2 separate regions of the Mus musculus genome follow, and region 2 is linked to region 1. Evidence: chromatin loops called from intact Hi-C (ENCODE). Cell type or tissue: gastrocnemius. All regions are shown on one strand. Links, peaks and the distances in the headings refer to the core of each region. The heading gives the core; the rest is flanking DNA.

Region 1 (5,374 bases), core at 187-5,186:
CCATAAGGACCCAGCGGTCACCCTGCAAGCTGGGGAGGCAACCCCTCCACCCCGTGCACTTGAATGGGCTGGGATCACCAGCCTCTCTCCGGTGAGACCCTTTTGAGGACGCCCAGGGCAACTCTTGGGGCCCACCCTTCTGCCACTCCTAGGTGGGCCACTCAAGCAGGAGCTGCCAACCTGTCAGGGGCTGACCCCCGACCCATTGACCCCAGCCCTGGCCCCGGCAAGCTGGCGGGGTGTTGCTCAACCTTCGGTGTTATCTGCTGAGCTGGGGTGACCTCCGCCCCCAAGAGCTGGAGAAATGACATCTCCCTGTGCCCTTGGGGGTGGGGGGCAGGGAGGGAAAGGGTAAGACGCTAGCCCTGCCTGCCTGCGGCTTTCTGGCCTTCCCAGCAGCCTCTGGGCCAGGAAGGGATCAGGGCCCAGAGAGGCGTGGTGACATCCCCAGGGCCACCCAGCCAGGCCTGGCTGTAAAGTGGGACGTTGGGGCTTCACTAACGGGCCCTCCCTTCTCCAACACTGGTGACTATTCTTCCCTGCCTGTAGGTCGCCATGCACGCACGTATTCTTTCCCTCAGTTTCCCCTCAGACTGGGCTCCAGGAAGGCAGAGAGTGAGCACACTATCTGTTCCCTCAACCCTGCTCCAGGAGCCCAGTCCTGGGTCCCTGGCCCCCAACACTCCTGACCTGAAAGCCCATCTCACCTGGCCTGTCATCCTTCTGTCCCTGCTGCCCACCCCCATGTCAGCCCCTCCAGGGAGGGATCTGTCTATCTATCTGTCTGTCTGTCTGTCTGTCTATCTATCTATCTACTGTGCACCACAACTTGCATGTGAAGGTCAGAACTTGGGGTTCGCTGACTGTCACAGGTCTCTCCTGGCAGATGGGTCCTGGGTATTGAACTCAGGTCTTCAGGCTTGGTAGTAACTACCTTAAACCACTGAGCCATCTCCATGGCCCAACTTCTCTCTTTACTCTCGTTGTTTTGGCTGGGTGTGGCCTTGGGGCAAACTGGCTCTGTGCCTTAGCTTCCTGCCAACATTTCAGGGTTCTGGGGAGACACAGCAAGACCTGGGGAGGGTTATTCAGTACCGCGAGCATCTGCTGTGTGACCTTAGCCGGCCCTCTGCTGTCTCTGAGCCATATTTTATACTCGTTTGATCCCCCTGATAATTTGTGGGAGGTGAGCCATACTGTTTGCGATCACAGGTTAGGAGACCGGGGCTCAGGAGATCTAAGAGTCAGCTCAGGGTCGTCACACTGAAGCAATGGCGGTGGAGAAAGTCTCCCAAGCCTTGGGGTTATAATCAGCTCTAACAGTAAACTTGAGTCTAGAGAAAGGTGACTTGGGTCACACGGGGACTCAAGGGGTGACTCAGGCCCTGGAGACCAGACTCCACCTCATCACAGAGCTTGGCGCTCTGGCCTCCAGATTGGGCTAGCTGGCCCCATGGCAGCCTCCCTGCCAGGCTCACCCACCCACGGCTGACCCAGCTGTCCCACGGGGAGGCCAGAGGATCGTTGTTCTCCCCAGGTTCTTTGCTCAATAGGCCATGCCTGTCACCTCGCTGTGGCTGCCAGCCCTCCCTCAGGGCTCTGAGGCCCCACCAGGCCCGAGCAGCTGGCACAGCCCTATCCAGACCCAGTTCCTTCCCTGCTTCCTGTCCCAACCTCATGTTTGGAGGAACCTGGGCTGCAAAGGTCTCTGGTGTGGCCAGACCAACCAAGAATGGGTTAGCTCAGCACTACTGCGGTGTGCTTGGTGTGCCTGGTGTGCCTCTTTTCTTTCCTCTTCTCTTCTCTTCTCTTCTCTTCTCTTCTCTTCTCTTCTCTTCTCTTCTCTTCTCTTCTCTTCTCTTCTCTTCTTTTCTTTTCTTGTGACAGTGCTGTAGTCGGGAGACCCTGGCCTTGCCCACACTGGCCACAGCTCTGCCAGCAAGCTACACCCCAGCCCTCTTTTTTATTCTTTTGAGACAGGGTGTTGACAAGTTGCCCAGGCTGGCCTTGATCCTCCTACTTCAACCTCCAGAGCAGCTGGAATCACAGGCCTGTGCTACCAGACCCCAGCTGTCCCTTTAAAGTGAATTCATTCCTAATGTGTAAAAACCAGAGACTTCACACCGCGCTTCCAATTTCCAGTTCTTCCTCTGAACTTGGGTCCCTGAACTGGCCTCTCTGGTGTGGTAGCTGTGGCTGTGATGGTTGCTAAGGCATTTCCAGTATGGGTTGTATACACTCTGCTGTGGGAGGACTTAGCCCATCTGCAGGAGGAGGAGGAGGCTGAAGCTGAAGCTGAGCCCCCTCCTCCCCACCCTCACCCCCAGCCTGCAAGCAGCAGCTGTGACTCAGTACAGATGGGACAGCCAGGGACCCTCCTTACAAGGGTGCTCCAGCCATTTCTGTGACCCTTCAGCATATAGCATAGGGATGTGGGATATCCTGTCTCTGGGCCCTGTTGGCCTTCTCCTGACAGGTAGGGGTGACTCACCTCCCTACAGCCCCACACAGGGCTTAAGGTGGCAAAGCCTTAGAAATGCTACTCAGCAGGCTGTTGAGGACAGCCCTCAGTGGCTCACAACTTCTCCCAGAGCCCGTGCACCACGCCTGAGCTTTGCTGGGGGGTAGAGCACTTTGTTTCATTCCCAACTAAGGGAAATAAGCAGAGAGGGAAACCACCAGGCCTCCTCTCTCAGGCCTCAGTTTCCCCAGTGTGATCAACAGTCTTCAGTCCGAGATTGGCCTCCTCCGCATACCAGCTGTCTGTGAAACTTGCCTGTGTGCATGCTGCCATCTCGTGGCAGGGCCTGGGACTGCAGGAGTGACTTGAGTATCTTTTTGAGTAGTAGAGCCTGGCACTGTGGGACATGAGCATGCCACAAGAGGTACAGCTGTCCACGGGATGGGAAGAGGCTCTCAGCCTTCGTGTAGCCGTCCATCAAACTTTTTTAACTAGTTCAGATGCTAGAGACACAGGACATAGGGAAGACACTGGGTCGCTGCTGGGGGGCGGGGGGGGGAGGTCTGAATATTGAGCGTTGCAGATGGGAGTGGAGAGAGGCACAGCCGGTAGGTCTATACCAAGCAGTGAGCCCAGACAAAGGCTGCGCCCCTGCAGTGTTCTGTTAGAGGCCATATCACCAACAGCCTTGCTGACCATCAAAGACATAACATAACCAGCTGTAATGAGGGACAGGAGACAGGATAGACCCTCTAAGGGGACCCCTCTGGCTCCCAGTGGGATGTGGTCTGTGGCACAGGCCAGGGAGGGAGAGACATTCAGGAGTCAGGGAGGACCTGACCAGGACTCTACTGGACAGGAGACCATCATGATTCCCTGACACAGCGAGCACAGTGGCCTGCTGTGTCTCTGGGGTCCAAATCCATGGCCAGAAAAGGTTTGGTGAATGACTACACAAAGGTCGAGCTCCTTTGTCTGTTGGTGGGAGATTCTTGTTCCTCTTAGTGGCTTTTCGTAGCTGAGGCAGGGGGATTGCTTTGGGTTTTCAAGGCCAGCCTTAGCTACTACATAGTGAGACCCTGGTCAAAAGACAAAATGTGTGTGTGTGTGTGTGTGTGTGTGTGTGTGTGTGTGTGTGAGAGAGAGAGAGAGAGAGAGAGAGAGAGAGAGAGCATCCCTCCACTGGATTCGATAGTGTGCAAATACAATGTTCCATGAGGAAGCCATCTTGTCACAGAGCCCAGACTGCCTCTCACCTCCCTCCAGGGTCTTCTGAGATCATCTGGGGTCCATGTCTCCTGCGTAGCGTCCATATCTTCCTGTGCCACTATCCCTGTCCTGACGCAGTTCTTTTCTTCTAAAGCACTCACTGGAGAATGAGTGAGCCCCAGTGCCTATGTCATAGCAAGTTTGCAACCTCTTTGCAAAGCATGAGAGAGAAATGACCTCATTAAGTAACTGCATGGTGACTCGGGCCTGTGATCCCAGGAGGTGGTCACAGAAGGCTCAAGTTCAAGGTTTCAGCACATGGTGGCACACATCTTTAACACCAGAACTCTCTGAGTTCAAGACCAGCCTGGCCTATAATAGTGAAATCCTGACTCAATAAATAAATAAATAAATAATAAATAAATAAATAAAATAATCTTTTGCTATCTCTGGCCTAGAAATACCAGTTCATTTGCAAAGACTCAGAGACAGGTGGACACGCACCAGCGCTAGTGACATCACAGGGGTGTGGTCCCTGCAGAGAATGTACAAGAATGAGGTGGCTTTGTGGGGGAGGACTGGGGCAGTGCTGTCTGACAGAACTTTCTGGTATGCCTGGAACAGCCTCTCCCTGTGTCACAGCAGCCACATGTGGCTCCCAGGGACCTGGCTTGTGCCACTGAGAACATTTCTACGGCATTCTTGTTTGTTTTTGAGACAGTCCCATGTGGCCCAGGGCAGCCTTGACCTCCTTTGCCTCCACTGGGATGGCAGGTGTGAGCCACCACACTTAGCTTGAAGTTTAATATTTAAGTTCTCTCCTGTGCTGGTGACCTCTGTACTGAGTAGCAATGGTCCAGAGTTATCTGTACATTCTAGTGTTCCGTTTTTGTTTTGTTTTAGTGCGTGGTGTGGGTGTTTTGCCTACATGATTGTCTGCATGCCTGGTGTCTGCAGAGGTCAGAAGAGGGTGTCAAATTCCTTGCAGCTAGAGTTACAGATAGTTGTGAGTCACTATACAGGTGCTGGGAATCGAACTAGGTCCTCTGAAAAAGCAGCCAGTACTCTAAACACCTTAGTTAGGGTTTTGCTGCTGTGAACAGACACCATGATCGAGGCAGCTCTTATAAAGGGCAACATTTAATTGGGGCTGCCTTATAGGTTTAGAGGTTCAGTCCGTTATCATCAGAGCGGGAGCATAGCAGCATCCAGGCAGGCATGGTGCAGGAGGAGCTGAGAGTTCTACATCTTCATCTGAAGGCTGCTAGCAGAATACTGACTGGCTTCTAGGCAGCTAGGATGAGGGTCTTTAAGCCCACACCAACAGGGTCACACCTACTCCAACAGGGTCACACCTCCATATAGTGCCACTCCCTGAGTCAAGCACATACAAACCATCACACTTATCCACTGAGCCCCTCTATGATCTCATGTTAGTTGAAGAAAAAAACACTAAGGTGGAAACCTGCTGTAGTTTTGGGGGAGGGTGGAGGCTCCTGCTCTAAATGAGAGACATTAGAAAGTTGGAGCTGGGGCTGGAGAGATGGCTCAGTGGTTAAGAGCACCGACTGCTCTTCCGAAGGCCCAGAGTTCAAATCCTAGCAACCACATGGTGGCTCACAGCCATCCGTAATGAGATCTGACGCCCTCTTCTGGTGCATCTGAAGACAGCTACAGTGTACTTAGATATAATAATAAATAAAT
Region 2 (5,374 bases), core at 323-5,322, 210 kb before region 1:
TGATAGATGTGATGGATGCCTGGGGGATGGGGTGTGTATGGGGGTGGGGTGAGGGTGAGGCCTGCATCTCAAAGGTTTCAGAGGTTGGTAATCACGCTTTGGGGTCCTGTGTTCTACACACATCCTATCACCATACCTTAGTCATGGGGCAAATCCTCGAGGCAAGAGCTGCTGGGAAATGCTAACCAGCAGTGGGCCTCCCCATGATCCTGTCATGAGGTGCAGAGAAAGGTGTTGTCATGGGTGTCTCCGTGCGTGCCACAGGGCCTGTGTGGAGTTTGTTCTTCTTTTCCACCTTTGTGTGGGTTCCGAGGTACTTAGCTTAGGTACCAGGCTTGCATGGTAAGTGCCTTTATCAATGGGGCCATCTTGCCAGCCCTTCCCCACCTTGTTTTTGGAGGCAGGGTCTCTCGAAGGAGACCGTCCCTTCTGCTAGGCTACCTGGCCCTAGGGGTTCAATTGTCACCACCTGCCCAGGCCTGAGACTACAAGACTGTGCCACCACACCTAGCCTTTACTGGGCTGTAGAAGCTTAACCCATGCTCTTGGGCGTTCATGACAGGCAGCTGACTGCCCGAGCCATCTCCCCTGCTCCTGCCCCCCCAGGCACCACAGAAGAGCATAAAGTTTGGACTCTGGGACACAACACATTCCTCACCCCCTGGAGGAGCCTGTGCCATATGGTTTCAGGATCGCATCTAACCATGACTGCCAACTTCAGGAGGCCCCACTTGGCCGGTCTCTGGCTTGGGCTATGCCGTATGGCTGGATAATGCAATAGACACATGTGGGGCCTTTGCATTATCAACAGTAACAGATTAGAGCCAACAACGCTTATTTTAAAATTTCTTCTCTGGGGTATTGTCATCAGGGTTAGGGTAGACATTAATTAATATTTTGCTGATTATGTAAGAAGCCACATGTGGGGACTCAGATCGCTTTTGGCTGGAGACTCTGACTCCCAGCAGCTCTTGCACCAGACGAGGGTAAGGTTTGTGGATGAAGATGAGGAGGGTGGACTTGATCTTGAGGCCACGAGGGGCCATGCAAGAGGTTATATCAGGAGAGAGCCCTGAACAGCATTTAATGCAAATTAAATACAAGGTGGCAGTCAGGCAGAGTCTATGCTGTGATCTGGACAATGTTTGGGAGATCCCAACATGAACCACAGCAACGGGGAGTAACGATCGTCACACTTAAAACGCTGGTCCCGTTTCTCCACCCATTGCCGTCTTTCCTACGTATGCTGCCATGTCTAGGGCACGTTCTTCTTTTAAAAGCACATATTTTTCCCTTACTTAAATATTTATTTTTGAGACAGGCTCTCAGGTCGGCACTGAATGCTCCAAAAAGTATAATGTGGTGTTGAACTCCTAGTCTCCTGACTACATTGCTCGTGTGTGTGTGTCCACCCCAGCTAACCTAGGGGTTTGTGCATGCTAGCCTGAACAAACCCTCTACCAACCAAGTTATCTCCCTAGCCCCAAGTGAGTTTGGTTTCTAGATTGTGTGTGTGTGTGTGTTGTTGTTGTTGTTGTTGTTGTTGTTGCTCTTGGAGATCAGAGGAGGAAATCCGATGCCCTGGAACTGGAGTTACATATGGTTACATGCTGCCAAGTGGGTCCTGGGAACTGGACTCCAGTCCTTTGGCAGAACCAAAAGTAGTCTTAGATACAGAGTGGTCTCTTCAGCCCAAGAATTTAGCTTTTAAAGGAAATCGCCTCACTCCATTGTGCACAACATCCCAGCTGGGGCTTTGCTGCCACTAAGAGACCCCAGATTCTCAGCAGCTTGTTAGGGGTGCTGGTAGCTGTCCTAGAACTCCTTCCTGGCCCTTCAGCCTCAGCCTCTGAAATGTTGGGGTCACAGAAGAGCACCCACACCCACTGTATGACTGGCTGGTCCTGGGATGGGCCACGTCTGTTTGTGTGTCATCCACCCCTGTTCAGCCGCAGACTCAGGAGCACAACTCCATCAAGCCATTGCTGCTACAGAGAGAAAAGAGTCAGACCCAAGGATGGCTTCCGAAGATCCTGTTCAGAAGTTCAGCTCACCTAGTAAAAATCTCCTGTGCCACGCCATCTACTACATGGTCTGCGATGGGAGCCGGGCTCTTGGCCTGTTGTAGTGTTATGTCTTCATTGGATCAGCCTTGTTCACTTGCAGGGATCTATCCTTATCAGGCCCGGGAACCTCAGACATTCCCTAGGAGAAGTGGGCGGGGGAGCTTCTCAGCCCCTCTTCCCATGCGAGTGTGTGTGAGAGTGAGTGAGTGAGTGAGTGAGTGAGTGAGAGTGAGTGAGTGAGTGAGTGAGTGAGTGAGTGAGTGAGTGAGTGAGTGAGTGAGTGAGTGTGCTGTGGTGTGCGCCCTGAGCTGGGCCCACCCGAAGTTCCCGCGTGAACGAACATCGATCGGGTGGGCATTTGCGGAACGATACTGCGGTCCATGAGCAGTTCCAGGCGCGCCCGCCAGGTGTCGCCCCTTCCCAGCGGTCGGAAGGCGCTGCTGAGCGGGCGGGTACCAGGGAGCCGGTGACGCACTGTTTGAACCAAGCTCATCCAGTCGGTCGGTCTCCCAGGTTAGGTTGCTTCTGAAGCCTTGATGCTCACGAGCCGCCCAGCATTTCTACGCGCCTCGTGTTGTATAGATGGGAAGTGAGGTTGAGGGAGTTGTAGAGCCTCAGGGGTCCCAGCTAGTAAATGGGAGACAGAATTCCACCTCGGACTGAGTCAGACACACGAAGAGTTCTGACACCCAGCAGGAGGCAGTAGGATCCATGTTATTTTAATAGGTACTCCGTCTCAGACAGACACTAGGCAAAAACAAACAAACAAACACCTGGGAGACTTCAAAAGTTTGTTGTTGTTTTTTTTTAGTCACTTAACTCTACTTTGAAAATCATTATTATTTTGATTTAGAAATCTCTAGGAGGTTGAGGCATGAGAATCAAGAGTTGAAGGTCAGCTTGATCTTCATAGAAGACATCCTTGGCTCCAAGGAGGAGGAAGAGGAGAAGGAGGAGGAGGGGGAGGGGGGAGGGGGAGGGGGGAGGAGAGGAGAAGGAGGAAGAGGAGGAAAACTACCCACTCTCAGGTCTTGAGGCAGTGCCTTCCTGACAATGATGTTATTCTTATTTCTCTTTGAAATCTTCATGGGCTGGCAAGATAGCTCAGTAGGTAAAGGTGCTTGCTGCCAACCTGGACAAACTTGATCCCAGGGATACACATGGTAGAAAGAGACTGCTTCTGCAAGCTGACCTTCACAAACATGCTGTGGTGTGAGTGTGCATACATACATACACACAAATAAATAAATAAATAAAAGAATGTCATTTCTTTAAAATTGTTTTTTTCTTCTTCTTCTGGTTTTTCCAGACAAGGTTTCTCTGTGCAACAGCCCTGGCTGTGCTGGAACCTGCCGATTTGTAGACCAGACTGACCTCGAACTCACAGAGATCCTCTTGCCTCTGCCTCCTGAGTGCTGGGATTAAAGGCATGCACCACCATGCCTGGCGTAATCTTTTAATCTTAAAATAAATCAGCTAAGAAATGAACACATATGGGAAAATGTTGTAATAGGAAACTGAGACCAGGGTGGGGGGGTGTTGACTTTGTAGTGCATGGCTCCTACGTGTAGAGTCACAACTCTACCCTAGACTGAGTTAGAGGGCTAGGACTCGGCTGCCTAAAGAGAGTGGGTTGTTCTCTGCGTCTGCTGACTGCCAGACCCGGTACCTCTCCTCCACCTCCCCTCCTGCAAACCCTCGTGGTCACTGTGTCTCAGGGATTGTTGCTGAGAGAGCCAGGAGGTAGGTGCTAGGCACGTGAGCAGATTCCTGTCCTCCCTGTTGCTCCACACCCTGTTCTGAGCAAGTTTGTTTTCTTTTTCCCCCTCTTAACAATGCACCTTGGTGATCCCTCCAGACCAACACCAGGAAAACGTGCTTCACACATTCCACAGTGCGAACATAAACTTGAACCTCGATGGGTGCCTGGCCATAGCTGTTTCTAAGCTTTGTAGCTAATAAACACCACACAATTATCGCCTGTGCGCTCAAGCCACTGCTCTGTTCCCTCTGATGCACTCCTAGAGACTCTGCTGTCCGTCACAGGACACAGGCTTTTGAAACTTCCACAATGATTGTCTAAATGTTTAAGGTTGAACCTACTCAGAGACATTCAGCCCAGATGCCAGGGAGGCCCTGGTTTTTCCTGCCTGGAGCCCGGGCCCACTACAGTCAGGCTCTATCTCCACCTGGCCAGTAGAGGACATAACTGTCCACAAGGTCTAGCCTGGAGCACTCATCATTTTATGTTAGGGCTTGAGTTTTAAAGTGCGTGTCCAGGATCAGTGAGGCGGCTCAACGGGTGAAGCAGCTTGCCACCAAGCCTGATGACTTGAGTTCGATTCCCTGGACCTGTATGGTGGAAGGAGAGAACAGACTCATTTGACAACACACACACACACACACACACACACACACACACACACCATGGCCTGCACATGCCCCTTCCCGGCCAAATAAATTTGAAAACATACTCTCTAAGAGATGCATGTGTGGGCCATTTGCCTTGCTTTTCTGTAGAGAGGCGAGTGTTTTGTTTATTCGTTTGTTTTCCCTATTTCTCTACTTCTAGCGAACAGTTGTATTTCTGACGGCTTGGCAGGATTGCTTCTTAAATGTTTATTTTAAGACAGGAGCTTGCTCTGTAGCCCAAGGGCTGACATGACAGGTGTGTGTTTACTCGGGGCTGGGGGGGTCTTTACTAGGGCTGAGGGAGTGCAGAGTTTGGCATCACATATGTTAGCAATGTACATGTTTTAAGCATATGTATGAAACAAAGACAGAACCCTCACGGGCCATGGCGGTTCACCCTCTCTTCTCTAAGTGTGCCTTTGCACTAAACTTATTTATTGTCTGTTTAAGGATTTTTAGTGGTGTAACAGGAAAGTCAGAAGTCCAAGGTCATCCTTGAGGACATAGCAAGATGGACCACGACAAGTCGCCCTGACGAACACAGCATCTGATCCACACCACCCTCCACGGGGTCTGACGAACACAGCATCTGATCCACACCACCCTGCACGCCGTCTGACGAACACAGCATCTGATCCACACCACCCTCCACGGGGTCTTTTTGTTTGTTTGTTTGGGTTTTTTTGTTTTTGTTTCGAGACAGGGTTTCTCGGTATAGCCCTGGCTGTCCTGGAACTCACTCTGTAAACCAGGCTGGCCTCGAACTCAGAAATCCGCCTGCCTCTGCCTCCCGAGTACTGGAATTAAAGGCGTGCGCCACCACGCCCGGCCCTCCATGCGATCTTAAGAAGATCCTGCCAACAAGACCAACCACCCGCTCCAGCTCCATTTTACAG

Evidence for each region. Hi-C counts contacts between places; a loop is a spot of excess contacts. Peaks named below come from ENCODE experiments on the same cell type or tissue, not always from the same donor. Only the 100,000 strongest peaks of a DNase experiment are listed, where the experiment ranks them.
Region 2: a loop joins it to region 1, with 15 times the contacts of the local background. A loop is called at or near these places in 42 of 42 quality-filtered maps.

What each region holds. Positions count from the first base shown.
Region 1 is chr2:167,682,751-167,688,124 of GRCm38, reverse strand. No RefSeq gene overlaps it. Among named protein-coding and RNA genes, the nearest start is that of Cebpb, 3.5 kb to the left of the region's middle. In gastrocnemius, for the core only: a CTCF peak has its summit at 2,800 (motif pointing left); DNase peaks (open chromatin) are centred at 220, 1,524 and 2,796; H3K4me3 peaks cover 167 bases; H3K27ac peaks cover 2,309 bases.
Region 2 is chr2:167,892,376-167,897,749 of GRCm38, reverse strand. No RefSeq gene overlaps it. Among named protein-coding and RNA genes, the nearest start is that of Gm33033, 17 kb to the right of the region's middle. In gastrocnemius, for the core only: a CTCF peak has its summit at 2,472; DNase peaks (open chromatin) are centred at 679 and 2,487; H3K4me3 peaks cover 500 bases.